Regions from separate parts of the Homo sapiens genome. Here region 1 is linked to region 2. A link is an interaction called in ENCODE POLR2A ChIA-PET data of the cell type or tissue named here. Cell type or tissue: endothelial cell of umbilical vein. All regions are shown on one strand. Each heading gives the region's core, and the rest is flanking DNA. Links, peaks and the distances in the headings are about the cores only.

What was found. ChIA-PET counts read pairs that join two places held together with the same protein. Peaks named below come from ENCODE experiments on the same cell type or tissue, not always from the same donor. Only the 100,000 strongest peaks of a DNase experiment are listed, where the experiment ranks them.
Region 1: POLR2A ChIA-PET joins it to region 2 with 6 read pairs; 2 of 35 experiments call an interaction of 5 or more read pairs at or near these places.

The regions. Positions count from the first base shown.
Region 1 is chr1:170,589,696-170,595,089 of GRCh38, forward strand. No RefSeq gene overlaps it. Among named protein-coding and RNA genes, the nearest start is that of GORAB-AS1, 60 kb to the left of the region's middle. In endothelial cell of umbilical vein, for the core only: no CTCF peak of the experiment used is centred there; no DNase peak of the experiment used is centred there.
Region 2 is chr1:170,491,591-170,496,984 of GRCh38, forward strand. The region is part of intron 1 of GORAB-AS1 (GORAB antisense RNA 1); the gene reads right to left. Among named protein-coding and RNA genes, the nearest start is that of GORAB, 38 kb to the right of the region's middle. In endothelial cell of umbilical vein, for the core only: no CTCF peak of the experiment used is centred there; a DNase peak (open chromatin) is centred at 2,981; H3K27ac peaks cover 480 bases.

The DNA.
Region 1 (5,394 bases), core at 312-5,311, 98 kb after region 2:
GAAATTCTCCTGGCTATAAGCATATTCATAAAGCTCAGATCAGTAGAGACATATTTGTCACATCCTATCTTGTTATCATCTCAGTCATTCATTTTTCAGCAATAATTCCTCCTCCTATTTCCTCAGTTTTTAAGGGCAACTGCCTCTAGATTATACATATATAAATGGTATTCATTTCCAAGATATTTAATGTCATAAATAACGTCATTTTAAGATTAGAAAGAACTGGCATTTTCAAGACAATGCCCTTGAATTATCAATGCAAAGACATATGTGCTTAAGTAAAATTGTAATTATATGGGGTTATCTATGAAGTTATAAATTACAGTGTTTGAGAAAACATTTGAAATGAGTGCTGAGAAACTGTACAATTAAATACAAATGGAAGGCCTTTGAACATGTTCAGATTAGTGTAAATGGCTTCACAGATATAGATTTCATGTTTTTGTTTTAATAGCAATAAAATATTTTGTTTGTGTACATTCATTTTAAAACCGTTTTAAAAGCATAGCATATATAACATTTATGCACATGTTTACCATACATTTAAAGAGAGATTTTAATGAGGCATGGCTGGAAATCCATAAAGGTTTGCATGTCAACACTAGTTCCATTATAGAAAATATTTTCCTTCCCCTATTTCATTTCTAAAAATATAAAATGTCTGGTGAGTATGGAGGGCAAGAGAGAAGAAGTGCTTTGAATAAATATATACAGATTTTGAAGGTGGATTGACTTTCTTTCTCTCCTTTTTCCTTATTCTTTCTACCGAGAAAAGAATAAATGCATTTGTGGCAAAATTACACAGAAAAGATGTAGGATGCAACGTCACAACAGTGATAATGTAGGGATGCTGTTAGCAGCTCAGCACTCCTCTAACACTTGGGGACCTTTAGCACATCTTCGGCATATTTGCTAAGTTGGATAAATTTTTGAAAATGTACTTGTTAAAACTTCAGAATGTAGAGTTTTGTAATTTTGCACAAGGAAAATTAAATTGGTTGCAAACTAAATATTGTTATAGAAGACAAATGTATAAAAACCAAAAGCCAGGAAGGCGGGAAGGGGAAAGGAAGGAAGGAAGGAAGGAAGGAAGGGAGGGAGGGAGGGAGGGAGGGAGGGAGGAAGGAAGGAAGGAAGGAAGAGGAGAAGGAAGACAGGGAGGGAAGCGGGGAAGGAAGAATATATACAATGGGAATAGTATGGAAATAGAGGGAGAAATAACTTGGGGGAAGGTCAAAGAGCACAAAGTGAAAATCAGGATCAAAAGGGTCTGATAAAAGAATCGGACATAAACTGTAAAATATGGAAACTGAGTAAACATCGCAAATATGCCCTTAACAAACCCCAGTTCTGCAGGCTCTTCTGCTGCCACACAAAAGTGTATTTTTCAAGAAAATTGGTTACAGCAGTTACCGAGCCTTCCAACAGCAGCATGTAGAAATAAGGCAGTGAATTTAAAGGGGCTCTTCGCAGAGCTACATTCTATACCTTTCCAGTTCCTGCCCCTTTCTCCTAACCATATGGAATCCATCTCGTTCAAGGACTTAGACTAGGAGAGGGGCTTGAGGAAACTAGGGCTGCTGCTGGCTCTTTTAACGGCATGCCGTAGGAAAGTTTTATTTCCAATTGATTGGTTACAAATCAGATAAATATCGCGTCTAATGAAAGCAGCTTTGAACTGCTGGAAATGTTATCTATAGGAGTCTGGGGTTTATCAAAAGTCAAACGTAGCTTTAATCACATCAACATGCTAATTACAGGCAAACAATAAAAGCTTTAAGAAATGATTGTGTGGGTTTTATTACTATTGACAGTCACTGAGGTATATTTATTTCGGGAGGTAATTGTCAGAAGACTTTCTCCAGAAAGACTTGTTTGTATAATTAAGTGCGTGTTATGCAAGCTTATCTGCTGATCGGCTCCTGCTAGTTATGTAGTTCCCCCAATGCCTCAGAACACAGGAGCAATTAAGAGAAAGGCTCAGGAAGATGGTTTTTCAGTAGTTCATTTGTAAGGGATAAAAAATAAATAAATAAATGAGTGAATATGCCCTGAAAAACAGAGTGTACTAGAATAGGAAATGTCACTAAAAATTAATGAATAAGAACAATAAAGAAAAGTAGAAAACTCTTCATAATCAGTGAGGCAAAAATAGAAAAAAAAATAGAATGGAGCTAATATAGTTTAATTTAGAGTGCAAATTGGGGGATGGGAGGGCAGGAATTTTCTATTTTGTGTACAAAAGATCATTCAATGGGATGGGGCAATCCAATCTAAAAATATATATGATGAAAATGAGGCAAAGTGGAAAATAACAATAAATGGCTACATATGCTCCAGTACCACTGATTTTATTATTTTATTGTGGATTTATGACATAATTCTCCGAGGTGCCTAATTTAAAAATAAGAGTCTTTAGTTCTAAAAGTTCGGTAACATAATTCCAAATCTATACAGCCACAGATGGTTTTCTATCCAAATAAACAACAAAGGCAAATTTACTGTTGCTGCCCTGAACAGTTTTTTTCTTCCAGGCCAGGATGCTTGAAACATACATTTAAAATATTTTTCCATCTTATTTTTAATGACAGACTGACTGCATTGTGACTGAACTAGAGAGGGAAAAATAAACTTTTCTAACTATAAACTATTTTTGTGCCATAAAGAATCATTCAACTCTAAAAGGGAAAAACCCCAATTTAAAAAATATCATTATTATTTTGAAAGGTGTTGGACTGGATTTAATTCTTTTCATTCCCAAATATTGGCATCAGTTCAGTTTTCATTTCACTGAATGCAATTAAAAATGTGGCAAATCCTTGATCAATTTTTTACCCTTAAACAGGGTCAGTTCTGAAGTTGTTGTCACATTTTAATGGGTTCAGACTCAGTTTATGCAAGAGACAATCAAATGTTTGCTTTTAAAAGCCCTATAAAAACTAAGAGCTTTTAACCTTTTGAATGCGTTAATAAAATGCTAATGACATCATGGCCAAGACCACATTTGGAGGTCCCAAAAAATTCCAAATGACTGTTGTGAAAAGAAAACAGAATTTTAATCAAATGATCTGTTATTTTAATGGCCACTTACAAAACAGGAGATTTATTGAGAAGCATAAAGTTTGTTTGCATGAGTGAAGGCAAAGCTTTTAAGAATTACCTTCTGGTTTTCCCCCTCAGTTTCTTGCAACATAATACTACCAAATATTTGTGAATTGTGACTCAAGTCTGCAGTCTTATTTCTCACAGAAAATAAAAGGGAGGCTGGAGGAAAAAAAAAAAAAAAGTGGTGCCAATTTGTCTGCCCAGGCTCTGATTATTGGATGCAGAATTTTTTTTTTTCTTTCAGGAGAGAAGGATTTGGTGGGAATGTTTCTCCCTTCAGGGTGAGATATCTGATATCCATCCCGAGACCAGTCATAAGGCCAAACTTTCATGCAAAACTGCACGAGGGGAAAAAAATTAAGCTTTGGGTAAAATTCTCATCTGAATTTGCAGCAGATCTCTAGTTTCCGCTGGGCAATTATGGCTCTTTTTACCATTTCTGATTGCAAAACACATTGATTATTTTTAAAAGTTATTTCAGATAACTTGAGAACCTTCTATTCTTATCCCCTTCCCCCAACTCTTCCTCCTCTTTGAGTCTCTGTTCCTCATTTCTTTCTCTCCTGTCTAGAAGTGCTATCCAGTGACCCCTGGTGCTGATTAAAGTTTCTCGGGTGACCCCTGAATGCATTTTATTACACTGGCTGATCATAAAACCTGCTTAAACTGCTGGCTTATCCAAACCCCTTCTTCTGTGGAAAGCCCCATAGTCAGTCTAACCTCAGACTGGGAAAACACGAACAAGCAAACCAAGGAAGGGCAGAGAAGGCTTGGAGACAATCTTTGTCAATATCAGGGAGCACCCTGGCAGATGGGAAGAAAAAACTTAGACAGACACTTGGCAAACGTCCTGGAAGAAGTCAATTTAGTACTAATGTAGGTGTAGGTGGGACATGACATGGAAAAGTAGAAACACAGGGAAATAGGTGTTCTGTTCTTTTCGTAAAATGGATATCACAACATTGAAATAGCTCACAAAGTGAAAGTAAGGCATAACTAACACAGATTAGCATAAGGCATCTTTGGAAACAATGTACTCCTAAGATGAATACCAGAAAAACATTTGCTTGGCTTCTGGAAGCAACATGAGGTGACTAAAAGCCTTAGTATATTTATGTATTTACTATATCTTGGTAAAAAAAATGCATTATTTTATTTCTATGGCTTAAAGGAAATCAACTTAAGTTAGCTTCAATTTAGCTGTTTGTTTCCTAGGCTGCCAGGTGTTAAAGGGAGACAGAAATCTGTAATATTCACCATCGTCCATGGATGGAATTTCTGTGGCAGGGATAACGCATAGTAATGCTTGTAGGGGAGGCCAAAGAAGTCAGCATTTGGAAGGAGAATGGAGCTACTGGGAACCCCAAGTTCCAAGGCCCTGGAATTTCCCTGGTCCTAAAACTGAATGTATACATGTGTGTCAAATCCCATTTGGCATTTGGACGTAAAAACTGTTTTAAATTCCATTCCCACTGGCAAAGTCTTAAAATAAATCAGCAGGGTTGATTCTGATCCCTGAGCCAGAGTAGAATACGGTCTGGTTGTTTGCTGAGAGATGTCCATCTGTTTGGTTGTTAGCAAAGTGCTGCCTTTACCTCACAGGCCACAGGATGAAGATCTGAAGCACATCGTTAGCCCCTGGCAGCTGTCTGGCCAACGTCAGCAGAGATTCACAGAGGCAAAAGGAAGACACACCTTTCCCACATTTCCTTGGTCAGGCCCCCACTGAAATGTGACTGCAAGGCTAAAACAGGTCCAAACTCTGCCAGAGCCCCTGGCATCCATAATCCCCATGATGACAGAGTCCCAAAGAGCTGGGTATTTTTTCCAGTAGTGCCGTGGTCTACAGCCTCAATCATTCTCATACTAGCTAGAATCCTGACTTAGGCAAAATCAAGGGCCCAAAGTGAATCATTGACTTTTTCATTGGCATCTGATAATTAAAAAGTGATTTGTGATAGTTAATCTTGTAATGGTTTCCTTTGTTTTTTCAAGTCCTTAGAAAATTTACTGCATCAATCACCCTTTTATTCAAACAAATAAATACAAAATAATCATGAATTTAACAATTAGAGACTAGGAGTACCCCCCTTTACCTGTTTATCTTTTTCATGTAGTAACTAAGCAAAACTCAAGCATTCCTTCAAAGACACTGTTAGGAGAAACTGGTGTGTTTGTCAATACCTATAATGAACTTGGTGAGTTATGCTTTATTTATTTCGGTCTTGACCCAATTTAATTAATTTAGAGATATTTTCATAGTGGATGATAAATCTGATAGCCACT
Region 2 (5,394 bases), core at 221-5,220:
GCCACAGTGAACTGCCATGCCACTGCAGTTTAGCCTGGGGAACAGAGTGAGATACCATCTAATTCTTAAGAAACATTTTTTTAGGTGGCATATTCTGGTCTCCTGCAGTAGCTATCACAATATTGCCCTCCAGTGAGGTTTAACAACGTACCCACCTACTAATTATGTATAAGAATGCCTGTCACTTACCCTCATCGGCACAGTATGCTATTAAACTTTATGATCTTTGCCAATCTAGTGGGTGACCAGGGGTATTTTAGCATTACCCCTTTTCATGAGTATCAAATGTAATTTTTGTGTTTGTCTTGTATGGGTCTGTTTAAGTATCTTTCTACCTGTTTAAACTAGATTTGTTTCCTTCCTTTATTACAAACTATTCATTTCAACTCTACTAAGACACCTGTTTTATATGTAATTCCTGGGCATGAAGCTGTGTTCTTATTAGATCAAATCTGAAAACAACAAAAATTTAGGAAGACACTTAACCAGAAATAAATAAGAAGTGAAGAAAATTTTTAAATGCTCCTAAGAGTCACAAAATATGCACATATATTCACATATACACATAGCATAAACACACATGAACACATACACATTTAAACAACTGGGAAGGAATACCATGTATTTGCAAAGAAATACCCCCAAAATATGAAAGTGTCAATTTCACTTAATTTATAAATTTGATATATTTGTTTGAGAGGGTTGATAAGACTAAGCTAATCTCTAAAGATCATCAGAAAAATAAGCAAGTAAAAATTGCCAGAAAATTTCTGAAAAACTAAATCAAGAAAAGGAAGCTATTCTATCACATTTTAATACATATTATAAATATATTAAAAATTTAACAGATTTTTTTTAAAAAAGATGCTTGTACATGAATAGACAGATAAGCTTATGAGAGAGAAAAGAAATTCCAGAAATAGATTCAAATACATATAATTACATAGTAAAAGATACAGGAACATTTCAAAATAGCATTGAAAATATGGATTATATACTAACATTATGGGAAATCTGGGTAACTACCTGAAAAAAAAATAAATTTAGATTTATATTGTTTACCAGAATAAATCTAAAATTGATCAAATATTTAAGTATAAGAAATACAATCATAAAAGTAGTAGAAAAAAAGCCATGAAAAATATTTTATTCTTTCAAGTGAGAAAATTTAAGTAGAAACAAAATCCAGAGGTCACTGAAAAATTGATAAACTTGGTACAAAAAATTTAAAGAAAACATTCTACATGGCAACACTCACAATAAAATTGAAATCAAGAAAAAATGGTGAGAAAATATTTGCACAAGAAATAAAGATATAATTTCTCTAATACATAAAGAACTCCTATTTATCAATAAGAAAAAACCCAACCATTCAGTAAATTAATGAGCAGAGAATGTGAGCAAACTGATCATAGGAAAGAAAATATAAACAGCTCTTAAATATATTAAAATAAATTCAGATTTGAAGGAAACACTTTTATACATAGATTGTGAACATTTAAACAAATAAAATCTGTTTGCAGGGCATTCTGACCATGCCTATCAAAATTATAAGTGCACATACCCTTTAACCAGCAATTCCACGTTTAGAATATACTCTACAGATTTACTCATGCATATAAAAAATGAAATGTATACAAGATTATTTATTGCAACTTTGTTTATAAAAGCAAAATATAGTAGTCTTCTAAATATCCATCAACAGAATACTGCTTATAGAAATTATAATGTATACATATAATGGTATATTATGAATAGTAAATAAGAAATAAAAAAGATTTTCATATATAGATATGAGATGATCACCAAAATGTTTTTAAAAGAGAAAATGATGTAGAACATTGTGTACAATATACAAACATTTGAGTAAAAATTAACTGATAGAAAGATAGATAGAATACATATTTTAACTCCAGCCACTACATTTCAATATCAACAGACACCATGGTGTATTCCCCATATACACCTTTTTGTTAGTGCTATTATACTTTTGATTACATTATTCCCTACATAGATAGACTTTCATCTTGATTTTTGCTTGCTAAAATTCAACTCATCTTTGGATCCTGTAAATTAACCTTTCTCTTCTGTTCTTTTAATACAACTATCTGAATCTAGGTTCTTTTTCTAATAAAAACTAGTAAAATCCATTAATTCCAATAACACTAAAGGAAGAGAAGGAAGGGAAAAGGAACAACTACTAAATACATGTCTGCCAGACACTTTAATGTCCTATGACATTTAATTCTAGACAACTTTTTAATTCAGGTATTATTCCAGTAACAAGTGTTGTTACCAGTTTGAGAAGATTAGAGAATGTTCACAATGTCACACATCTGATAATAGGAGGTACAGAGGTTTAAACTCAAGTATCTAGGATTCTAAATCCTTTTCTGACTATACAGCCTTGTACTTGATGGAATTTCTGCTACATTTCTTTAGAATCCGAACCTTTGAGATCATCTAGTTTGACACTCTCGATTGACAAATGAGGGAAAGAAAGCAGGAGAGGTTAAGAGCTTTGCAAACTAGTTTGTTAGTGTCAATGGGGTTGGATAGGGGTCTATAAAAACATATGTATGTAATTAGGACTAGGATGTAAGGTCAACCCGGTACTTTACACTTTTATAATAGAATTTAAGATTAACAGGATAATTGATAGTCTTTAAAATTAAAAAATTGGCACATACCACAGACAGGAGGAGTTTCAGGAATGGAGAGCATAAACATCTGACAATGAATGCCTATCTGTGAAAATTAACACCCATCCATAACATTTGTAAGAATTCTTTAGTGTCATTAACTCTTTGCCAAGCATCTTCCTGTGCTAAAGACAAAATGAGTTTTTGACATTCTCATACAAAGTCCATGTGCCCTACAATAAAATCCTGAGGTCTCCAGCACTTACTTGCCTCCTCCCTCCAATATATCTGGCTCCCATCCCACAGCCTCTACCACACTGGCTCAGGAAGTAGGCAATTTCCTGCCTTGGCTGAGCCGGATATTAAGACCTCTTTGTTCCCTTATCTCTGAGAAATAACACCCCTCTGAAATACTCCAATAGCTGACTGATTCATGCTTAGACTTACCTAAAGGACTCTCTGCTGTTCTTTAATATTAGTGTTGGCTGAGGCAGAGCAATTCACCCACATTCTAATCGTAAAATGTCGTGGGGTGATATGGAGCACACTGGATAATTATAGTTCGTAGACTGTCTAATATTAGAATAAAGAAGATTTTTTAAAGAACTATTAAGCTAGGGGATCTTCCTCTCTGCTCCCACCTCCCCTCACTGACCCATCCACAAACAAACCCATTTATGTCCGTTTGCATTTATAAAAGCATCCTTTCTCATACAAGACATCTTAAATAGATTCATTCATATTGGTACAGACTAAACTGAAATTTCTAGGCTGTATAACACAGGCAATTTGATTATTCTCCTTGGAGGCAATACATACAGAAATAACAACTGCTGACAACTTCTTGGTACCTCCCAATGTATAGAGACACATGACATATCGATCTATACAAATAGCCTGTGTTCTCTATTTGACTGATGGTTAGTAATACCATCTGCACATCCACAGCTTGTCCAGTTTCCAGGTTTCTTCCATTTAGTGGAATGTTCTTAATACAATATTCCTATTCAACACTTCAAAGCCCTTTCAAAACATTTCACTTTTCATGTAATGCATGCCCTACATTCCAGCTTCTTCTGTTTGGAGTTCTGATACGAGGAAAAGCTAAAAACAATACATCATGATGACCAAGCACAGAAAATGCAATTTAGAAGTAAAAATGAAGGGAACAAAATCTTCCCTCTTCCTTCACTGGCAAGGTTAAATGAACCAAAGTATTCTAGAACTAAGAAATTTTAAAGACCATTTAGTCTCACCAGCTCATTTTACAAGTGGGGGAACTAGGCTCTGGGTGATGAACAACATTTTAGGTTGTGGAATGGAGTAAGCTCCAGGTAAAAGAAACAACATCTGCGTAGACGCCGGGATGCTGATTGTGCCACCAGAGGAAGACTTTGACTAGATGGGCTATCAGGAAGAATAGAACAAAAGATTAAATAAGTAGAGTTGAACACATTTACAAAGGATGTTGGAATTTCCATTTGCAATTTGTGGGTCAATGTTCTACTTTCATGAAAATGTAGACATTGAATCATATAGGTTAGATTTGGAAAAGAACTCAGGATCTCAGCTCTTATTTCTTTCCTTCATAATACTTTATTTAGTTGTAATTTTGTATTAATTTAACTTTAAAATCTTTGTCATTCACTAGTTTGTAATCTTCATAGCATCTGGCACAGTTGACAGGCATACAGTAAGTACTCCAAAACTATCTGTTGAATGAATGAGATCATCTGAGTTAGCTTTCTACATAGAGATGGCATCCTTTCTTATAGTTTCCTGAACAGTTGACTCTGTGGTCTCTCTGAAAATACTCAGTGATGAAGTCTGGCTATCACCAAGGCCCCTGTCAGGCCATCCTTACTGAGAAGGCGGTAACTTCTTTTGGAAGAGGGAGAACAGACTTTAAGTTACCCGGACAGTCTAGGTCCAAGAACATCAGAATATTGAATGTTTCTATGTTTCTGGTAGGCAATAGTGTTTAATTAAGATACAAGGAAATGAAATATGTGAGGACCTTTTTGTACTTATTCAAAAAGTTCTATAGAATTAGGCATTACTGGCCAGGCGCAGTGGCTCAGACCTGTAATTCCAGTACTTCGGGAGGCCAAGGCGGGCGGATAACCTGAGGTCAGGAGTTCGAGACCAGACTGCCCAACACGGTGAAACCCCACCTCTACTAAAAATACAAAAATAGCCAGGTATGGTGGCACATGCCTGTAATCCAAGCTACCTGGGAGGCTGAGGCAGGAGAATCGCTTGAACCCAGGAGGCGGAGGTTACAGTGAGCCGAGATTGTGCCACTGCACTCTAGCCTGGGTGACAGAGCAAGATTCCATTAAAAAAAAAAAAAGGCATTACTAGACACATTTCACATATGAGGTAACTGAGGCTAAGCTTTAAGTACTTTATTCAAGGCAACACAACACACCGCAGTGAAATTAATTTGAAATTGGGTTTGGCTTTGAGGATCAGGTTCTTCCTAACTGGCTACACTGCCTCTATTAAAAAATATAAACAGAATTGCTACCCTCAATGACACACAATCTAGCTGGAGAGATAGATTTGGAAACATCCTTTATAGTATTTATCACCGGTATATAAAACACACTAAGCACAGAGATGCAAGCTGTTAGTTCTTCCTGGAGTTTGGAAATGTCATGAAAGGTTTTACCAAAGAGGTGCCTCCTGACATGAGTTGTGAAGGTGATTGTCAGGTGGAATCAACCAGACTCAACCAAAAGAGTTTCTC